Regions from separate parts of the Homo sapiens genome. Here region 2 is linked to region 1. Evidence: chromatin contacts called from ENCODE Hi-C or POLR2A ChIA-PET data. All regions are on one chromosome and are shown on one strand. Each heading gives the region's core, a stretch centred on a gene start or an enhancer-like site at or near the end of the contact. The rest is flanking DNA. Distances are from core to core; before and after follow the strand shown.

What was found. A loop is a pair of places that touch in the nucleus more often than their neighbours do. ChIA-PET counts read pairs that join two places held with the same protein, here RNA polymerase II (POLR2A). Pooled maps may share reads with other maps.
Region 2: a loop to region 1 is called in a map of dorsolateral prefrontal cortex, with 2.9 times the contacts of the local background. The contact joins two enhancer-like sites. A Hi-C loop is called at or near these places in 10 of 168 maps with a recorded cell type or tissue (CD14-positive monocyte, CD8-positive, alpha-beta T cell, IMR-90 and 5 more), 1 of 37 single-sample maps with no recorded cell type and 11 of 50 pooled maps. POLR2A ChIA-PET finds 5 or more read pairs at or near these places in 9 of 52 experiments (A549, CD8-positive, alpha-beta T cell, HEK293 and 6 more).

Annotation. Positions count from the first base shown.
Region 1 is chr7:29,283,746-29,288,132 of GRCh38, reverse strand. All of the region lies in intron 1 of CHN2 (chimerin 2), which reads right to left. Among named protein-coding and RNA genes, the nearest start is that of CHN2-AS1, 77 kb to the right of the region's middle. Within about 2 kb of position 2,597, at least 4 of the 41 ENCODE cell types and tissues checked have a DNase peak (open chromatin) inside an H3K27ac peak, as active enhancers do; they include CD14-positive monocyte, where a contact is called at or near this core.
Region 2 is chr7:29,318,326-29,322,712 of GRCh38, reverse strand. All of the region lies in intron 1 of CHN2 (chimerin 2), which reads right to left. Among named protein-coding and RNA genes, the nearest start is that of CHN2-AS1, 110 kb to the right of the region's middle. Within about 2 kb of position 2,386, at least 4 of the 41 ENCODE cell types and tissues checked have a DNase peak (open chromatin) inside an H3K27ac peak, as active enhancers do; they include CD14-positive monocyte, where a contact is called at or near this core.

The sequences.
Region 1 (4,387 bases), core at 1,348-3,847:
ATTCAGTGTGTTTTTAAATTTTTATTTATGTCTAATATACTAATATATTTATTTTAATTTTTCATAGTTTATTTTTTCATATTGTCATTTTAAATACTGCATGAATTGGAAATAAAGGACATAAAGTATATGCTTGTTATGAAAATCTAATTGCAGTGTTCTGAGGTTCCTTAAATAATTGTGACATGCAGTATTTTTTAAAGACATGCTGAAGACCAAATTGCAAACAAATGCAAGCAAGAAGATAGGAAGAAGAAGGAAATTAGCCAGTTCCAAGACCTTGCTCATTGCTGGACAATAATCAAGAAAGGAATATCTAAGTTTGGATTATTTCTATCTTAGGGTCATTAAGGAAGACAAAATTTAAACCTGAATATGAATTTGATTTCACTGAGTCTACTAGTTAGGACTCTTTGGGTTAAGTGACAACAAACACAACCCAAACGGACTATCAGCAAAAGAAAATTTATTGTTCTTTGAGCTGAAAAAAATCAAGGGGTGGGTCTCATTTTAGTCATGTCTTGGCATAGGGCTCAAATGATGACTAACACTTGTATAGTACATACCAAATGCTGGGTGCTGTTCTCAGCATTTCACATGACTCACCTGACCCTCACTAAGACTCCATGAGTAGGTATCATAACAATTCCCACTTCACAAATGAGTAAACTGAGGCACAGAGACCAATCTGGATAGAGTGACCACATTTGTAAGTGGCAGAACAATTCAAACCCAAGAAATCTGGCTGAGTCTAGAATGTAGTCACTTCCCCCTCATGCCCCCAGAGTTCAGTTTGCCTCCATCTCCCATCTCCACTTTCTCTGTGTTAGTGCCATCCTCTTTCAGATCCCCACTTCCTGGGGGCAAGGTGGCTCAGATGGCTTGAGCCTCAAAACCTGAAAAGTTCAGTGAAGAAGACCAAGCGTATTTTTGCCAGGAGACTCAGCAAAAGTCTCTCTGCCCTCTTGGTGCCTTGAATCAAACAAGGGAGAATATAAGGTTCTGATTGGCCAGACCTAAGCTGCATACCCGTATAAAGTAGAGCATAGAGGGGACTCCACCAGAAACAAATGGACTAAAAATACAGGAGAAGAAAAGGGTCCCCATCCCCAGGGGAAGGGAGATAGTTATTAGAGATGGTAAATGAATACTAGGTGAATGCTGCACTGTCAAATTTAACCACAACTAAAACACTTCTTTTTCAATGATCAAACAGAAGCTCTTGGTCTTCAGGTAGCATAGGTATCCTATAAGACCCATGGCAACTTTCACGTTTATATAAATGAATGTGAATAAAGGAGAAAGGTATATGAAAAAATAAACCAAGACAGGCTTGTGATATATTTATAATCGCAGACTATCTCCACCAAGCCCACTCATATGGGCTTTATGGTCTCTCTAAAGGAATTGTGGAATCACAGCATCTCCACTTTAGGGTGGATCTGGGAACTCATCCATCCCAAGATGCCACATGGAGCAGTGCTGTCAAGAACAATGACCCCACTTTACAAAGCAAGTCTTATTTTTCCCCTTACCCTCTGTTTTAATATAAGGTGTGGCTGGTAGAGAAATGGTGAAATGAGAGGAAGAAAGGGTAAGGCTGCAGAAGACGCTGGCTTCGCCCCTGCCCCACGGAAACCTCAGAGGTAAACACAGCCTTGTCCCTTCATCTCCCTCCCCACCCCATCCCCACATGCAGACCCCACCTTTCCCTGCACCCCTCCCACCTATGCAACTTGTCCTGACTTTTACACTGGAGCCCTACCCTATTTCTTATGATAAGATACCCCAAAAAGATTCCTCCTCTGAAATAAAGATGAGGCCTGCCACAGTCATTTAGGTACTCCAAGGTTCACTGGTATCCTCTAAGTAGTCTTTACCTTTTCCCAAGGGAATCTGAGTAAGGGGAAAAAAAAAAAAGATGAGAGAGAATGGAATCATGGGGGGCGGGGGGGAATGGTGTTTATCTAAGGAGGAGCAAACTATAAAAGGGTGGGTATGAGGCACATCCTCGAAAAGAGGCTCCTACATGTTTGTGGGCATGCAGGAGGAGCTCTAGTGACCTCCTGGCTTGGGAAGGCAGAGAAATGGACTTAATGCCTGTACTTGGCGGCCAGGAAATAGTTCATTATGTTTCTGGTGGTACCTTTATGAGTTGGATCACTGCCATTAGATGATACAATTAGTTGGATTTGTAAGTTTTTGAAGGACCCAAACACTGGGAATAGTCATCAATATGGTGCTAGAGGGCTCTGACCTCAGCCCTGTCTGGTTCCAAAATTCTGTCAATAACTCCGATGAGGATATTTATGGCATATTTGTCCAATTGAGAGTTGAGGTGATGCTAGGGAGAAGAGCAATATTGTTGGATGACATAATCAGGATCATCCAAGATATGCACCAGATCCCTGATGAGACACAATGGTGATGAATGTGAAGCCTGTATTCAGGTTAAAATAAACACACCTAAGTACATGTTGGTGAAGACATACCCTAGCAACCACATATGTGAAAAGGGAATTTTGATTGACTCTGCGTGTGGTATGAGTCAGCACTGCATTGTGGTTGCGAAAAAGCAAATGTGGTCTAACGCTGCATTCATGGAAACAGAATATTTAGACTGTGGCTTATGCTAGGCTTGCCGTATTTTATGTGAAGCAGACCACACCAAAAATTTTGTGCTTAGTTCCTGACCTGACTCTAAGAGAAACACAGGCAAACACTAGGAGAGAAGGGACTGGCAGCTCCTTTGTGGTCATGGAGATGTTTTGTCTGGAAAATAGAAGGCTTCCATGAAACGTGAGAACTGTCTTTAATGAGTGATGCATTCTCCTATGGAAAAAGAGTTCCATTTGCTCTGTGTATCACCTATGACTGGACCTGGACCAATAGTGGGAATTACGGTGAGCCAGATTTCAATGCCACAGAAGACTTTCCAAAGGAACAAGGTGTCAGGATGTTGTAGAGGGAAATGTAAAGATGAGTTGTTGGATCAGATCAGTGGTTCTCAAACTGTGTTCCCCAGAGATTCCTCAAGGAGAGGAGTGCAAAGAACAGAAGCGGCTCACACACCCCACAGCAAGTAGAGCAGCTCCCCCAGTCTGCTTGCACAGTGGCCATCTGCTGCAAAGGAAAAGTTTGATTAAACAACTGGGCTAGATCAAAGTTCCCCATTCAACCCTGAAGTTCCAGGATTTAGTGATTTTTGAGATGACGTCTCTGAAGAGGCTGCCTGGAGAAGGGAGGATGCATGTGAGCTCTGCAGCCAGAATCACGAGGTTCAGATCCTTGTGCATTCATCTGTTATTGCTACAGAACAAATTAACACAAACTTAGCAGCTTAAAACGACACCCACTCACTAGCTCACAGTTGCTGTGGGTCAGAAGTCCAGGTGTGGCTTGGCTGGGTCCTCTGCTCCAGGTTTCCCAGGTTGAAATCATGGAGTCAGCTAGACCGTGTTCCTTTCTTGAGCTCAGGATTCTCCTCTCAACTCATGTGGTTGTTAGCAGAATTCACTTCGCTGAGACTGATGACTGAGGTCCCCATTTCCTTGCTAGTTGTTGGCCAGGGACCACTCTGAGCAACCTTAAGCCTATTCTCAGGTTCTGGCCACGTGGCCCCTTCCCATAGGCTGTTCACAACAGGCTGTTTGGTTCTTCAGGGTCAGCAGAAGAATCTGGAGCTTCAATTATCTTTCTTTAGGGAAAACCTGGAGCCTCTTTTAAAGAGCTTGCCTAGGCCAAATGTGGTGGCTCATGCCTGTAATCCCAGCACTTTGGGAGGTCGAGGCAGGCAGATCACCTGAGGTTAGGAGTTTGAGACCAGCCTGGCCAACGTGGTGAAACCCCATCTCTACTAAAAAACAAAAATTATCCAAGCATGGTGGTGCACACCTGTAATCCCAGCTACTTGGGAGGCTGAGGCAGGAGAATCGCTTGAACCCAGAAGGTGGAGGTTGTAGTGAGGGGAGATCGCACCACTGCACTTCAGCCTGGGACAGAGCCAGACTCCGTCTCAAAAAATAAAAATAAAATAAGTAAAAATACAAAAATTAGCTAGGCGTGGTGACGCATGTCTGTAGTCCCAGCTACAGACAGGGAGGGAGGCTGAGACAGGAGAATCGCTTGAACCTGGGAGGCAGAGGTTGCAGTGAGCCACTCCAGAGTGAGACTGTGTCTCAAAAAAAAAAAAAAAAAAAAAAAAAAAAAAGAGCTTGGCTGGGAACGGTGGCTCCTGCCTGTAATCCCAACATTTTGGGAGGCAGAGGCAGGCGGATCACGAGGTCAGGAGTTCAAGACCAGCTTGGCTAACATAGGGAAACCCCATCTCTACTAAAAATACAAAAATTAGGCAGGCATGGTGGTGCATGCCTTTAGTCTCAGCTAC
Region 2 (4,387 bases), core at 1,137-3,636, 35 kb before region 1:
CAGTAAATAATTCCTTTGTGGAGTAAAGACCTAGGACTTCATATGACCAGCTGAAAGAGCTACTTCTATGAGCCACAGAACCGTATTGAAATCCTAATAAAGTCAGTGTAATGATATGTTGACATTATAGAGAGCTTTCATCTATGGAGCTCAGGGCATTTTCACACCAATTATTGCTTTTTATCTTCACAATACTCCTACTAGGTGAGGAGGAGGAGGAGTAGGAAGAGGAGGAGGAGAAAGAGAAGTTTTATTTTGCCCATTTTGTAGCTGGAGAAGCTTGGGGAGATTTGGCAAAGGCTGTTCCATCATCACAGGGGTGTGGGGTTTAGAATTTGTAACCTGGTTCTTTACCAATCTCTATTGTCATGGGTTAAAGCCACATCCCACCTTTCTGCAGGACACTGCCCCTGCTACAAAGCATTTGAAAGCAACCATAATCAAGGACTGAGCCCACACATTTCGTTCCAGGGAAGGCAGAGACCTGCTGGTGGAGACAAACAGAGCCTTTAGGAAACGATGTGAGAAAAGCCATTTGGCCCCTAGGAGTGGTGACTGACAAGCAAAGCCAGTTTGAATAGCCCTTTACCTCATATTACTTCATTTTCCTCAATTATCTGAGGGGTTGATAATTCTCTGGGATGGGAAGCAGATCCAAAATGGCTTTTAACAACACATGAAAATATCCAAGGGCTAAGAGCACTCTATTTTATGTTTCTATTATGGTATTTAACACAGTATGCCTTAAATTAGATTGGCAAATGTCTCTCTGACTAATCCATAAGATCTGCAAAGGAGGTGTTAAACCTTCCTTGTCTGTCAGAAGGTATAGAAAAGTGGGTTTGGCTGGGCGCGGTGGCTCACGCCTGTATCCCAGCACTTTGGGAGGCTGAGGCGGGCAGATCACATGAGGTCAGGAGGTCGAGACCAGCCTGACCAACATGGAGAAACCCCGTCTCTACTAAAAATATGAAATTAGCTTGGCATGGTGGTGCATGCCTGTAATCCCAGCTACTCCGGAGGCTGAGGCAGGAGAATTACTTGAACGCGGGAGGTGGAGGTTGTGGTGAGCCGAGATTGTGCCATTGCACTCCAGCCTGGGCAAGAAGAGCGAAATTCCATCTCAAAAAAAAAAAAAAAAAGAAAGAAAGAAAGAAAGAAAAGAAAAGACGGTTCAAGCACTGTCCCTGAAATTAGATTGCTGGAGTTCAAATCCCAGCTCTACTACTCATGAGCTGGGTGACCTTGGGCAAGTGGGTCACCTGCTCTGTGCCTGGCTTCCTCATCTATAAAACGAGGATCATAGAGGTATATCCTCCTTCAGAGGATGGCTGTGAGGAATAGATCAGCTTACCTATTAGTGCCCGGTCCCTGGCATGTGCGTTCCATGTGAGTCTCCATTTTCACTCTATAGACTGCTGAGCACAGCAAGCTCTTAGCATGGTGGCTGAAACAAATCTATTCTCTACTCACCTGCAATAAGATCTTGGGTTGTCTGCACAAGAGGGACAATATTAGAAAAGCATGTATAAATGAAATGCACAGATAACCCAGAATCTTAATTTCTGAAAAAATTTTCAACTATTTTCTGTAATGAAGCTTTGCAACCAGAACTGCTAACAATCTGTAAGCATCTTCCCTAGACCGTTTTGTAAAATAAATAGTGAGGTTTTAAAGCGATCTCATTCTCAAGGAAGTTTTAAAAGAAGCCACTTTAGAATGTCCCATGAGGGAGAAATTTACCAATTGCTCCTAGTATTGGACCTCATTTTAAGTGATTCAGATTCTGGTGCCTGAGAATAAATCGAGATGGGACCCATGTGGTCTCTATGCCTGCAGCAGATTCACCTTTGCAAACAGGATATGAGGTGAAAGGAAGAAAGAACATGTGAGAAGACTGGAAAGAATGGACCAGGTGGCCACCACCTGACAGAAAAAGATGTTCCCTCATCCTGGAAGGAGTGCCAGGACAAAGAGAAAGAAAGCATGCAAGGACAGAACCCCAGGGAAATAGGCATCTAGTGTGGGTGACGAGACAGTTTGATAACAAGATTTGGGAACAGTCATTAATATTACTACTATTCCAATTAGCATCTGGGATCCAACTAGCTGTTAGATGTGAGTGAGGAATGATGCCATATCCTAGAAATTGCTCTGTTGGTTTTGATGTTTCTTTCATATTTACTCGGGTTTCTCTCTTTCCATAAAGAGAATTTTTTATAATAAAGTTGCAGAAAATGTGTGATCACAAATCTGTGGGGAGGCCATCAAAAAGCCACCCTGGCAAACCTTTGCAAGGATGCCCTTGTTATTCAGACCTGCAGGGCTCTGTCAACCTGATTAGCACCCCCCTGCAGGGGGCGAGGGGGTGACAAATGGATATCTTCCCTTGAGACAGAGACTGCAAAAATTAGAAGCCACAGTTTGGTGGCTCTGGGACCCAATTCTCCTGTGTCTCAAGTTCATGTTGTCACTCGGCATGGTGGTTAAGAGCTCTGCTCTGGTCTGGCAGACGACATGTGGTTCTAATCTAGTTCTGCCACTTTCTGGTTTTGACCCTGGGGAAATGCTTTCACTTCTCTAAACCTCTGTTGCTTCCTCTTTAATAGAGAAATCTATTGGACACACTCCTCAGGGAGACTGGAAGGATTCAGTGAGCTGATGTAAGTGCTGAGCAGAGTTCCTCACTGAATATTGATGACCAGCAACCTACTCATCAATTCCCCACTTTACACATATTTTTCTCTAGTAAAGAGTCACGAAAATGCAGAAATAACCAAAAGCCAGGGCCAGTGAGGTCGGGGAGGGGAAGGGGCACAAAGGCACTGGTCACGACAACACTGGCTCGTTCACTGTGAAAAAGCTAGATGTGACGAAGGGCTTGGTGCCACTCGGTTCCAGAGTAAACAAATGCCCAGATGAGCCACGGCCCTGTAAGAAAATCCCAACACTGCAATATTGTGAACAGACAGCCTCAGGCACCCATGGGAGTGAAGAGAAATGCTGGAAATAAAGTAGCTTTGTGGAAATGGAGGCCAACTCGGGAGTGCTAATCTGACAGCGAAATCTCATGCTAACCTAGTGTTATCTTTTATCAAAAGAGCTCCTGGACCCTTTGACCTTATATCAAATATAAATCAACAATTTTGGCAGCTGCATTGTATCTGAACAGTGTCCACAGGATGTTAAATTAAAGGACATCTGGGAAAGCACCATGCACCATGCCTGGCTCCAGAGAATACAAAGCACACTTTGGTGCTAGTATAAAAATAAGGTGATAGTTGACTTTCTGCACCAATAATGAAGGTGCTGAGCTGATTTGCACCCACAACTTTTTTCTCCTCCTCCTCCCCTCAACATGTAGAAATCACTCAACCTCAACTCGCTTGGAGCCTAGTACTTAAAGCGATCTGTGTTATTTTTGTTAACAAAGACGTGCTGAGAACTGATGCTTGAATCTTTTTCTTTTTGTGATGATTCCATCAAAATGTTTCATGCAGGAAGACCTTTACAAAACTCCCAAGAAGTACATAAGAGTTTATGGTAGACAATGGCTTTTAAATGTGCAAATTTCACACACATAGTTGCATGTTTATGCACGAAACCATGTCCTACAGAAGCATCCCGTTTCTCCCTCAGTTCCCGTCTTAGCCTCTGCCCTGTGTCTGAGGGGAGGGGCTGCCTCCCAACTGGACAAAGAGTGGAGAACAAGTCAGCTTGCGGTGTGCACTACTCTGGGGCTTGTATTAAGGAAACTGGAGCTTCCAGGAGCTATAAGCACCTCTGCACAGCCCTGCCAGCCATAAGAGTCAAGCTAAACAAATTTACAAGGAAATTAAATTTTTCCTTTCTATTTCATGGGAAGATGAGATTCTTCTCTATTGTTAGGCCCAAACTATAATGTTCCTTGCAGCTTTCATTTAAAGGTAATAGCTATTTGTTACTGTGCAGAATCTGTTAATTTAGGTTTATAAATTAGATACAAGGTGGTTCACTGAACTAGTACAAGTTTCTTGGCTTAATCAATTTGCAAATGCCAAGGTAAAAAAAAAATCAAATAACTGCAGCAAAAGTTACCAGGAAAAAAATGACTGTGACTGGCTCAGGGAGCTACCTGAGGTGCAATAAGAGCCTGTGAAGAAGTGTCTCTTTTAGGGCTCTGACCTTGCCCTTGTCTCTTCTCACTCTACATCCTCCCAGGACAGGCTCAGCAGCCCCCTCAGGCCTGGATGAATTCCACATGGCTTCTCCATTCCAGACCTCTCTAGAACCCTCTGGGAAAGGAGTCGACAAACTTCCTGTAAAGGGCTGGAGAGAAAATATTTTAGGCTTTGTGGGCCACCTAGTCTCTGTCGCACCTATTCAACTCTGTCCTTATTGTGTGGAA